2 separate regions of the Homo sapiens genome follow, and region 2 is linked to region 1. A link is a loop called in an ENCODE intact Hi-C map of the cell type or tissue named here. Cell type or tissue: Calu3. All regions are shown on one strand. Links, peaks and the distances in the headings refer to the core of each region. The heading gives the core; the rest is flanking DNA. Region 1 overlaps RYR2 (ryanodine receptor 2). Region 2 overlaps RYR2 (ryanodine receptor 2).

Region 1 (5,391 bases), core at 173-5,172:
GGAATCAAAACCCAGAAACTTTCATTGTGGATTTAAATCTGACTAACAGAGAGCTCATGGGTGAGACAGAAGAGAGAAACTCATAAGAATGTGACCGCAGCATTTTATACTTTTAACCAAGAAAGAATGGAACACTAGGCATAACGATGTGTATCTTAAATATTTTAAAAAGTTAATAAGAGAAGGAGGAGAACTAGGAGGAAAGAGTTCCCTTAGCTGGAAACTCAAAACAGCAGCAACATTGTTGAGTGTTTAATTTGTGATATCATTGCAGATATCTTCCTCCATACTGTTACCTTATTCAAATTGGTAAAACCACCGTTGGGGTGAAGCAGCTTCAAATAGTCCAAGAGGGATGACAGCTGGTAAAGAGACATTCTAAGGAATCGAGCAGGGTAGGCATGATGCAGACAAAAAGGGGTGGCAACAGCAAACCGATGGGATGCACTGAAGTTCTCCATAGGATTTTTTAAAGAGGAAGTATATATGATAGGAGTAGGGGAATAGAGTTTAGAATGAAGTGTGGCTTGAAAGATACAAAGATGTAAAATGATTTTTCAAATTATCACCAAAGTATGGTCAACAAGGAGCAGTAAGCACATGATTTAGAGCAGATGCTGTACTCATCATAATAGAGAGGACGTGCAGAACCACTCATCAGCTCTTTTGTTTCAGAAAGAAGTGATGTTTGTAATACAGAAAAGTACCTAGCCAAGAGAAATGAAAATCATGACTCCAGCAAAATACCATTTCATACCCATTTGGTTGACAAAAGTCAGTAACTCATATATCAAATATTGGAGGGGGTGTGGATCACCAGAATCTCTCTTAACCATTGTTGTTAAGAATGTCCATTGATGCAGTAACTTTGGAAAACAGTATGACATTTGTTCCTTTATTTGAAAATGGGTACACCCTGTAGCTCTTGTAAGATAGGTGAAATGGATAAGAATAGGCATTCAATCCCTGTTCACATTAGCAAAAACACAGAGGTGATACAAAAGTCTATCAACGAAAAAGGTAAATGGATAAGCTCTGGTATATCTGCCCAAAGGGAAATAACACAACAATAAAAAAAAATGAACTCCAACAGCACAAAAAAGTATGGAGGAATCTTAGAAAACACTATTAATTCAATAAGTAGAGCCCAAAATATTACACACAGCCTACTGCCCTTTTAAAAGTCAGTAACAACTTAAATTATATATATATGAAAATTTATCTATCTATATATAAATAAATGAAAACTACATGAAAAGAAAAGCAAGGGCATCTTGAGCACAAGGTTTAGAATGATGGTTTCTTTGTGTGGGGAGACAGGGTATAGGTTAATGAGAAGCCCATAGGATAACACGTAAATTCTCTAGGTTGTTTCTTGTCAGAAGTGGGTTTATGGGTAGTTACTACATTATTAGAAATGACTAAGTAACTTTAAAAGTAGACACTAGTGGACTAACAGTGACTGTGTATCATGAATTCAGAGTTATCATTAACCCAACTCTGTGTTCCTAAGTTTAAAAAACAATTAAAACTGAAAAACAAAAACCTAAGTAAGATATAAATGATGCCTTCCAAGGGACCTGCAGTGGTGGAGGAAGACACATACAACAGTCTCTTAAAGTGAGTTCAAGTCTCAAGTATCAAGACTCAAAGCAAAAGTAACATCCGTGGATGCAGAATGACTGTTGGTAAACCGAGAAACCATGAAGGCCAAGTGAAAGTTCCAGACAACTGGGATGCTAATTTTTAAAATGAGGAAAGACAGCTTCCAAAAACTACCCGCTAGGAAGTTCGATATTAATAATCAACAATAGTCTAAAATGGGTTATCAAGCAAATCACTGAGGAATACTCATCCATCTTTGGCAGTTTTACCAAAGTTAGAATTCGAGTTTAAGCAATCACAGTAACATCTTGATTTCTTTAAGAATCTCATGAAAGGAGATGAGAAATATGAGTTTTATAAAAGTATGTTTAGATGGATTGAAAACAAAGTAGGTTAACCAGTCTGGGAAAGGGTATAAAAATTTCAGCTGCACACTACCAACTGAGATAAACAGAGAAATCAATCACACTTAAGTTTGTGGTTAACACAAATGGAAAGAGATAACAGTGTATGACAGAATCAAATGTTAGAAAGATTTCAGCCTGGGGCAATGGTCTGACTTGAATTATAGAAATGATGACATATACTTAATTAAAAAATTAAAAGTCAACAGTATAATACAGGATAGCTGACATGACCTGGCTGAAAATTTAATGCATTCTTGCCATTGATGGCAAATGTATAAGATCCTAAGGCAGTGCAAGTGAGGGTACAGTTCCCATACACACTACGCAGGTGAGGTCGTAACTGGAATACCGTGTTTGATTAACTTCTGGGTGGCACATATGAATATACTGGAGAATGTGCCGAGTGTAACAAACTGCGTGGTGCAAGCTGGACATCCCTGAGTTACATTAAACAATAAAATGAATATGATTATTTAATTATGAAGGGGAAAATTTGAGATAAAGCATCAACAAGGTAGCCCTCCTCAAATATTTGACCATCTATCAAAAGAAACTAGATTTAGCTTTAGGATCCAACAAAATCAATATGGAGGCAAATTCAGTTTCACTCACAAGGAAGAACTCTAACAATCAGAAACAACCTATTCTTAAATCAAGAGCTTCTACCTATTCTCAAACCAGGAGCTTCTACCTGTTCAGCCCACTTCGATTCTTCAGCTGCAGAGAACACCCAGGCTGGGGGCTGCTCTACAATCTCTTTCTCACCTCCCTCTTTCTTCATTTCCTTACAAGCCACCTCCTAGCAACATACAAACCTGCTTTGATCTACTGTTCTCAACAAGAGTCTGGCAGAAATCTTCACCCTTGATGAATCTAACTTCCTGGCTTCTCAGAATTTGCATTTGGTTCTGAGAATTGCTAGTTGTCCTCACACAGCCAGGGGGAGCATTACTGCTACAAATTCGTAGACAACAGCCTAAAATAAACCAGGCTTCCTTCACAGTCCGTGAGTCCTATTTTAATTTCTAGCCCATGTGCCATGCCAATTGCCACGATGTCTCTTTCAGTGCTTCTCTCTCTCCTCCAGCCTTCCTTTGCTTCTCTCTCTCCTCTAGCCTTCCTTTATAGACTTCATCAAACACTTAGGTGTCAGCAGGTGACTGTCCTTTTGTCTTCAGAGAGAGAGCGAGCAAATAACCTTAAAAGGAAACATTTCCAACCTCCCATTATCCTGGCAGCCTTCCCTTCTTCCCTTTGTATCTTTTATCCTTTTATCTTTTTTTTTTTTTTTTGAAACGGACTCTCACTCCATCGCCCAGCCTGGAGTGCAGTGGTGCAATCACGGCTCACTGCAACTTTCCGCCTCCCAGATTCAAGCAATTCTCCTGCCTCAGCCTCCTGAGGAGCTGGGATTACAGGTGTGCACCACCGTGCCTGGCTAATTTTTGTATTTTTAGCAGAGACGGGGTTTCACCATGTTGGCCAGGCTGCTCTCAAACTCCTGATCTCAAATGATCCATCCGCCTCGGCCTCCCAAAGTGCTGAGATTATAGGTGTGAGCCACCGTGCCCAGCCCTATCCTTTTATCTTTTAACCCAGTGTTTATTAAACTATGTGTTTCAGCTCATCAATCAGACATAAAAACAATTTGGTGATTCATGATAAAATAAAAACAACTCTGTTTAAATAGAATGGAAAAGTTCAGACTACATTGCTCATAGGAAGAGTAAAATTTTGTGAAACTTTTCTTTCATGGCATATATTTTTATGTTACTTTAAACATACAGTTTTATGTTTCTATAAATATACAGTTGGCCCTCCATTGGTTCTGAATCCATGGAGTCAACCAACTGTGGATAGAAAATATTTGGAGAAAGTAAAATGGGTGATTGTGTCTGTACTGAACATGTACAGATATTTTTCTTATCATTATTCCATAACAATATGATAGAGTTGAACAACTATTTACTTGGCATTTACATTGTATTAGGTATTATAAGTAATCTAGAGATGATCTAAGTATACAGGAGGATGTGTGTAGGTTACATGCAAATACTATGCCATTAGTCAGGGATTTGAGCATTCTTGGATTTTGATATCCCACTGGGGGTCCTGGGACCAATCCCCCATGAATACTGAGAGATGACTGTACCGGGTAAATGTATTTCTTGCTGTAGGTTAGAGTTTAAAATAAATTAGAAAGCCATGGCTTTTCCCTTATGTCCTGTAACCTGTCTTCTCCAGCAGGTCTCATGGACTCCAGACCTCACTTCACAAATGATTCCCTTTCCTATTCTGTTGGCTCCTTCTCACCAGAATATATGTGTGCTTAGATGGCTCTCTCTTTAAAAACAAGCAAACAAATGGCAAACAAACAAAAATAATCCCCTTCAACCTCACAATTCCATCTAGATATTTGTTACCTTATATCTTTCTGTTCCCTCTCAATCTTTGCAATGAAGAAACAACTATACTATTTCTGTTCACATCTGAATCACTACTTACTTTCTCACACTACAGCATGTCCCCACTCCATGGCCCCTCTCCACAAACCGCAGAAGCTGTTCTTACTCTGCTTATGTGATATACATGAAATAAATCTGGAGATTTTCAATCCCTACCTTGCTCAATCTCACAGCAGAACATGATTTTGGTGACCACACAATAAGTCCTATAGCTTCTAGCTCCTATGTTAGCTCACACTTAAGGTTCTCTCCAACTTTTTTATGAGCTCCTTTCCTTCTAACCATCTTTTAATGTTCTGTGTCCTTACAGGCTAGGTCCTAGGCCTCCTCCTCTCCTCATGCTGTCATCTCTTCCTGGGTAAGATCATCTACTCCTACGGCTTCTAATGCTGATAAATTCCAAGTCTATATTTATAAGCCTTACCTGAGATACTGAATGTCAGACATGAATGTCTAATTGCATGTTTGACACCTCCACTTAGATGTCTCACAGGCATCTTTAACGCATCCACAATTTACTTTGCCTTCTTCTCTCTTCACCCCAGGCCTGTAATTATTCTGGTGCAGCCATCTCAGTACATGGTACCCAAGTGAGAAGCCTTAGCAAAACCTTCACTCCACTTTTATCCTCAATTTATCCACTTGTCAAGAGGAGTAAATGACATAAACACTCAGTAAATACTAAGCTGTACTATTTTTGCATGGCCAACTCATGGTTCAACAGCCAAAGACTTCCTTAAGCAGACCTCACTACTATGCCATGGGACCTGTTCCCAATACTCCTAAGAGTTTCTTGACATGGTTTGGCTCTGTATCCCCACCAAAATCTTATATCGAATTGTAATCCCCAAGTGTCAAGGGAGGGACAAGGTGGGAGGTGATTGGATCATGGGGACGGTTTCCCTCATGCTGTT
Region 2 (5,391 bases), core at 257-5,256, 63 kb before region 1:
TGCCAACTAGAGCCAAAGCTGAGGTTGCCCTCTTGTTATTCAGGGGAGTTGCTCCCATTTGGATGAGAAATTAGTTGTAAGATAGTGTATTAATAGTTTATGGTTCTGAAAGATACTTGGAAGACCTGATTTTGAACTCTTAGAGAATGCTCCTAAGACACCCAGAGTTCTGGGCCCATGGCTGGATGAGGGAAGGGATAAGGATAGAGGCAGGAGAATTTGGGGGCTATCAAATGCTTCTAAATAGGAGAATGGAACTAACGTGAACTATAAAAGTCAGTGCTAAAATTAAAGAGTGAAATCTTGAGACACCTGGCGGTTTTTAGTAATAGGTAATTTTTTTCTATTTGGATATATATTACGGCCCTATATTTAGTCTCCAAAGGCTCTTTGGTAAAAGGAGAATAAAAAAAATAAAATAAAACTCCATAAGTTAATGTACTTAATTTGGGGAAAACCTAAATTTAGCACAATTAATGTTCTTTTAAAATTATTTAGGAGTTTCTTTTTAACATCTATAAAACTGAAGTATGCCATTGTCCAATTAAAACCTTAATGAACGTACTCACAAATCTGCATCTCAGTTTTTCATATATTTTCATTTTACTATTTCAGCTATTGAAAGAAATGGAATGAGAGATGGGCTCATTAATCATATCATTCTGTGGGTCTCTCTCCAGATCTGGTCTGTATGAAATGAATTGGTATTCGAAACATTTTCTAAATAACCAGCCTTCCATCTGCAGAACTCCCACAGTCTTATCTAATCAGAGTGCATTTTCTTTTGTGATAATGAAGTAGGCTTACGTTGTCAGTGAAAACGACTCCTAGTTTCCACATCTGATACTTCACATCAATGGAGTTCAGTCTGCAATGACAAAAAAAAAAAATGCGTAGTTATGCACATTAACCAAAGACTCATAGGCTTGCGAGAGCCTGACGGCCTTCACATTCAATGGGACAAGACTTGGACACCTTCTTGGGAAACGAGTTCTATCCCAGATGCCAAGGGAGGAGCTGAGAGCCAACTCTGACACTGTATCCTAGAGTTTCATGATGTGTTCTTAGAGGATCTTGGAAAACAAAACATCATCACCTTCGTCTTATGTTATTTAAAAATAGTCCTTTCTTTTTCACCTTTCCCTTTCCTACATTCAGTATTAACATTTTTTTTTTTTTTTTGAGACAGAGTTGCACTCATTCACCCAGACTAGAATGCAATGGTGCAATCTTGGCTCACTGCAATCTCTGCCTCCCCGGTTCAAGCGATTCTCGTGCCTCAGCCTCCCGAGTAGCTGGGATTACAGGCATGTGCTACCGCTCCCAGCGAATTTTTTTTTTTTTTTTTTTTTTTTTGTAGAGATGGGGTTTCATCATGTTGGCCAGGCTGGTCTTGAACTCCTGATCTCAGGGGATCTGTCCGCTTTGGCCTCCCGAAGTGCTGGGATTACATGCATGCACCATTGTGCCCAGCTACATATAACATTTATTCCTTGAAACTGTACTAAATTGGCCAACATATGTACACATCAAACATTTCCTCACTTTCATATGCACTTGCAATTGCATTCCAACAGAATAACTTTTGATTCAAATAATAAAAGCTAGCATAAATATACACATTTATTTTACAACTACCTTATTTTATAAATGAAAGAGCTTTTAAATTGTTTTGTTTTTACTTCATTTCCAGAAAATTCACCTTCTCTGTTTCCTTTTACATCCAGGCAGGAATTTAGCCCTTCCCCTCAGTTCTCATAGCATTTTGTAGACAATTCCTTTTATTATTATTTTCCACATTGTCTTACAGTTGTGGGTGCTGGTATATGCATGTAGGTGGTTATATGCCTCTCTCACTTGTCTGTGAACTCCCCAGCTCACACACTGAATGTCTAAATACATATATGTTGAATGGATAAATACTAAAGTAAATATTTGTGATCTTTGCAGATTACAAACACGTATATTAAAATATATGTGTTAATTTTCATTTTTTCAGAACTTGCCACTGATTTATAGGCTAGAAATTGTAACTTTCCCAGCCTTTCCAATATTCCAGCTCTAAGTAATTGATATGAAATAATGCAATATAACATAATGGCAATATTATTTTCTAAAGGGTTTCTCTAGATTTAATGTTTTAGTCTTTATTGACTTCTTTAATCATTTCTTTTAATTAAGCGAATCTTTCTTAAATTATAAATGCTAAGTAGTTGCAAATCGAAGGTGACTTTTTAGGAGATTTTTTTCACTAAGGGTTAAGGCTCATTTAACTTACTCCAGGATTAAAAACAATTTTTTTTTCCTTAAATAAAGTTATCTTTGAACTATAATTAATTTTATTATCACAGGAGCCTTTAAAAAAAGTGCCACAAATATTTACAACAGGTTTCAATATAAGAATTTTTTTTCTTAAATGAAAAAAGGAAGAGTTGGGGGAAAAAATGTAGTAGTTTGCATGGGAGCATAATTATTTTACATTAAAGCAATCTAAAACAGAATAATGGTTTATATCAGGATGTATGAATTTCCTATGGTGGTTTCTTATTTATTTTATTTTAAAAGTTATTCTTATGAGTTATTTTCCATCTCTAGCATACATTAGTGTGACAATATACCATCAGTATCACACAGCACTCATTTCTCACCCGTAGGTGGCAGCCATGCTGTTTGTTTCGGTGAGGCTGACCCCACCTCTGGGGGAGGGCCATGGCTGAGCTAAGCCAATCAGAACACGGCCTTCCTGGTTGGGGGGCGGGGGGACTCCAAAGCTCCAGTCAAGGGTAAACTATAACCAGGAAGGTGAGTTTTGGAGATGTTTTGAGACATGAGCTCCTTTCCTCCCCAGTGAGGACGCAAATGAAGACACCTGCAGCCTTCCAGACTGCTTGCAGCTATTCCACCCCCAGGAATGGAGCTGGCCACTTATTTAAAGGTGCACATACCAAGCCTTATGTGTTTGATAAATAAATATATAAATCATTTTGTATTTGAATGTTCCCATTAAGATAGCGTTCATATAGAAATCGGATAATCTTTTAAAACCTGACCTTCCTAAATGCTTTAGTAAAGAGACATTATATGTAAATCTTTTTCCTAGTTGTACATTATTTACCAGAACTTTATTCTTCTAATTTTATTCTCCATATGTCAAGGTGTTAAATGCCATATGAACTTCTTGGTACTTTGCTAGGGGTCAAACTTACTTACAAACAGTTACTATGTATAATGGTAGAAAACTATGCCAATTTAAAACTATTTCTTCATAGTAGAAAAACAGTCTAAACTTCCCTTCTATTTTTTCAGACTTTTTTTTAGAGTCACAAATATGACCACAGAAAATGCATAACTCAGTAAAACTATTTAATTCTATATTGCTTGTTAAGGATCTGAAAATGTTTGTGGGATGCTCAGCCTCACACCCTAGTTCTTGTTTCATGATATTCTAACATAAGGAACACAGATCCTAAGGATTGCCCATCGGTGTTTCATTTTACAGGCAGCGGCACAACGTTTAAATATACATTTGTTTTCCTAGAGTACTCAAGTAATATTTTGGAACTTAATTCATATTTGCTGATCCAAGTTGTTTTCAGTAAGTTCAAAAACAAGTTCACCTTAATAAGTTTTCAGATAGATAAAAACAATATGACCAATGAGATAGGCCAGCTAAACTATCTTTTTAATGCTAGCTAACAGATTAAGAAAATAATACTGCTTCACAGAACCAGAAATATGTTTTCAAAGTAACCATCACATCCCTACTCATGTTAAGAGAAAGTATTATGTTTCTTCCAAAATCATTAAGTGACTACAATAAGCAATTACGTTTTTAAAAGCATGTTTTACTTTTATTCCAGAGATTCAGTTGATCAAATTTGCTAAATGGATGTATGTATATATCTGTACACTCACACTATATGTGTGTGTGTGTGTGTGTGTGTGTGACATTTAAATTCAGGTGCATTCAACTCAACTGGTTTAGAAACATATTATTCCATGAAAGCAGTATATAAAGAGTGTTTCATTTTGAAGTAAACTTTACAAGTAATGGTATGATGGTATATTATTTCTGACGCACTAAGCCTTTGCTGTTCAAAACAATACAATACTTATAGTAAAGTAATATGAGTTCCTCTGAACATTTTAAATACAAGGGCTACATAGTTCCCTTTTCCAAAACATAAGAAAATTAACGTTTTTTCAAACAGGAATTACCAGAAAACAGCCATATATTGAGTTTTTGCATGTGTTTTACTTAGATTTAAGGATCATTTAAAGACAGAAAAGGCAAATTAAGTAAAAAACATAGTCTTTCTGTTCTCTTATAAATATTAAAAGGTACCTCCAAAAATTAATAGAAAAAAAATCCAATAATTCCAGAGTTCCAAATACCAAGAAGTGTAAAAGTAGACTTTATATACTTTCTGTTTTCCTCATCTATCTATTCTTCTGACATTGAAGGAAAGGAAATCAATGCACAAGTTTAAAAATGTATTAATGTTTTCCCCTTTCAATCTAAGTCTGTAGGATAGAGCCGAAGTAACACTTACACAGCTGATAAGGAGCTGTCTTTCTTTGGCTTCTTCTTTTCTCTGGCATCACTGAAGTCCAGAGCTGCCTTGTCCATGCCAAGTAATTCACTGATTCTGTCTCGGCCGTAGAACTCTCCATATTTATCCATAACCTTGGGGTATGAGAAAAAGCATTTTGTTGGCTTCAACCATTAAGTAACATCATCTATATGTGTGTATAAAACATCTAATTATTTTTATACTTACTGTATATTTGCCCTAACAATCACTTAAAATCTAGTGTGTGGCTCACCTTCTGTGATCACACTGCTTAAGGTCTAAACAAATTCACAGCATCTTACATAATACCTATCTGAGGAACAAGATTTCTCTCTCATTCAAGAGAGGGAGTCATACCAAAGAAGATGATGAGCTGAAATAAAAGCATAAGAAATGGAGGGAAATGGAATGAGAACGACCTTTACTAAATTAATACTTTGTGCCAGAAATTATGCTTCATTCCATGTGACTGTCACAATATGTAGGTTTCACGTTATTGATATTCTGCAGATAAAGAAACTGTACCTTAGAAAACTTCATGTAATGTGCCTAAGTTTGCTAAACTCAGCAAGAGATGGGTCCAGGAAGCAACCAGGCCATGCCTGACTCCCCAGCCAATGATCTTCTGCATAGACCTCTGCATGCCAATAGGGGGCACATCACAGGGGTGGCATCCTTCCATGGTCTCAATTTCAACCCTTCAACTCTCTGGCCACAATGCCCATCTTTCTAACCCACTCCCCTGAGTATCCTGACCCCAGCAATTCTTCAGTAAAACACCAGGACCTGCAACCTTGTCACCATCCTCATTTTAATT

The links. A loop is a pair of places that touch in the nucleus more often than their neighbours do. Peaks named below come from ENCODE experiments on the same cell type or tissue, not always from the same donor. Only the 100,000 strongest peaks of a DNase experiment are listed, where the experiment ranks them.
Region 2: a loop joins it to region 1, with 2.5 times the contacts of the local background. A loop is called at or near these places in 1 of 110 quality-filtered maps.

Annotation. Positions count from the first base shown.
Region 1 is chr1:237,734,375-237,739,765 of GRCh38, reverse strand. All of the region lies in intron 79 of RYR2 (ryanodine receptor 2), which reads right to left. Among named protein-coding and RNA genes, the nearest start is that of ZP4, 150 kb to the left of the region's middle. In Calu3, for the core only: no CTCF peak of the experiment used is centred there; a DNase peak (open chromatin) is centred at 2,985.
Region 2 is chr1:237,797,333-237,802,723 of GRCh38, reverse strand. It overlaps RYR2 (ryanodine receptor 2), which reads right to left. Exons shown (of 105, transcript NM_001035.3): 97 at 4,554-4,687; 98 at 808-868. Among named protein-coding and RNA genes, the nearest start is that of ZP4, 91 kb to the left of the region's middle. In Calu3, for the core only: a CTCF peak has its summit at 2,666 (motif pointing right); a DNase peak (open chromatin) is centred at 2,693.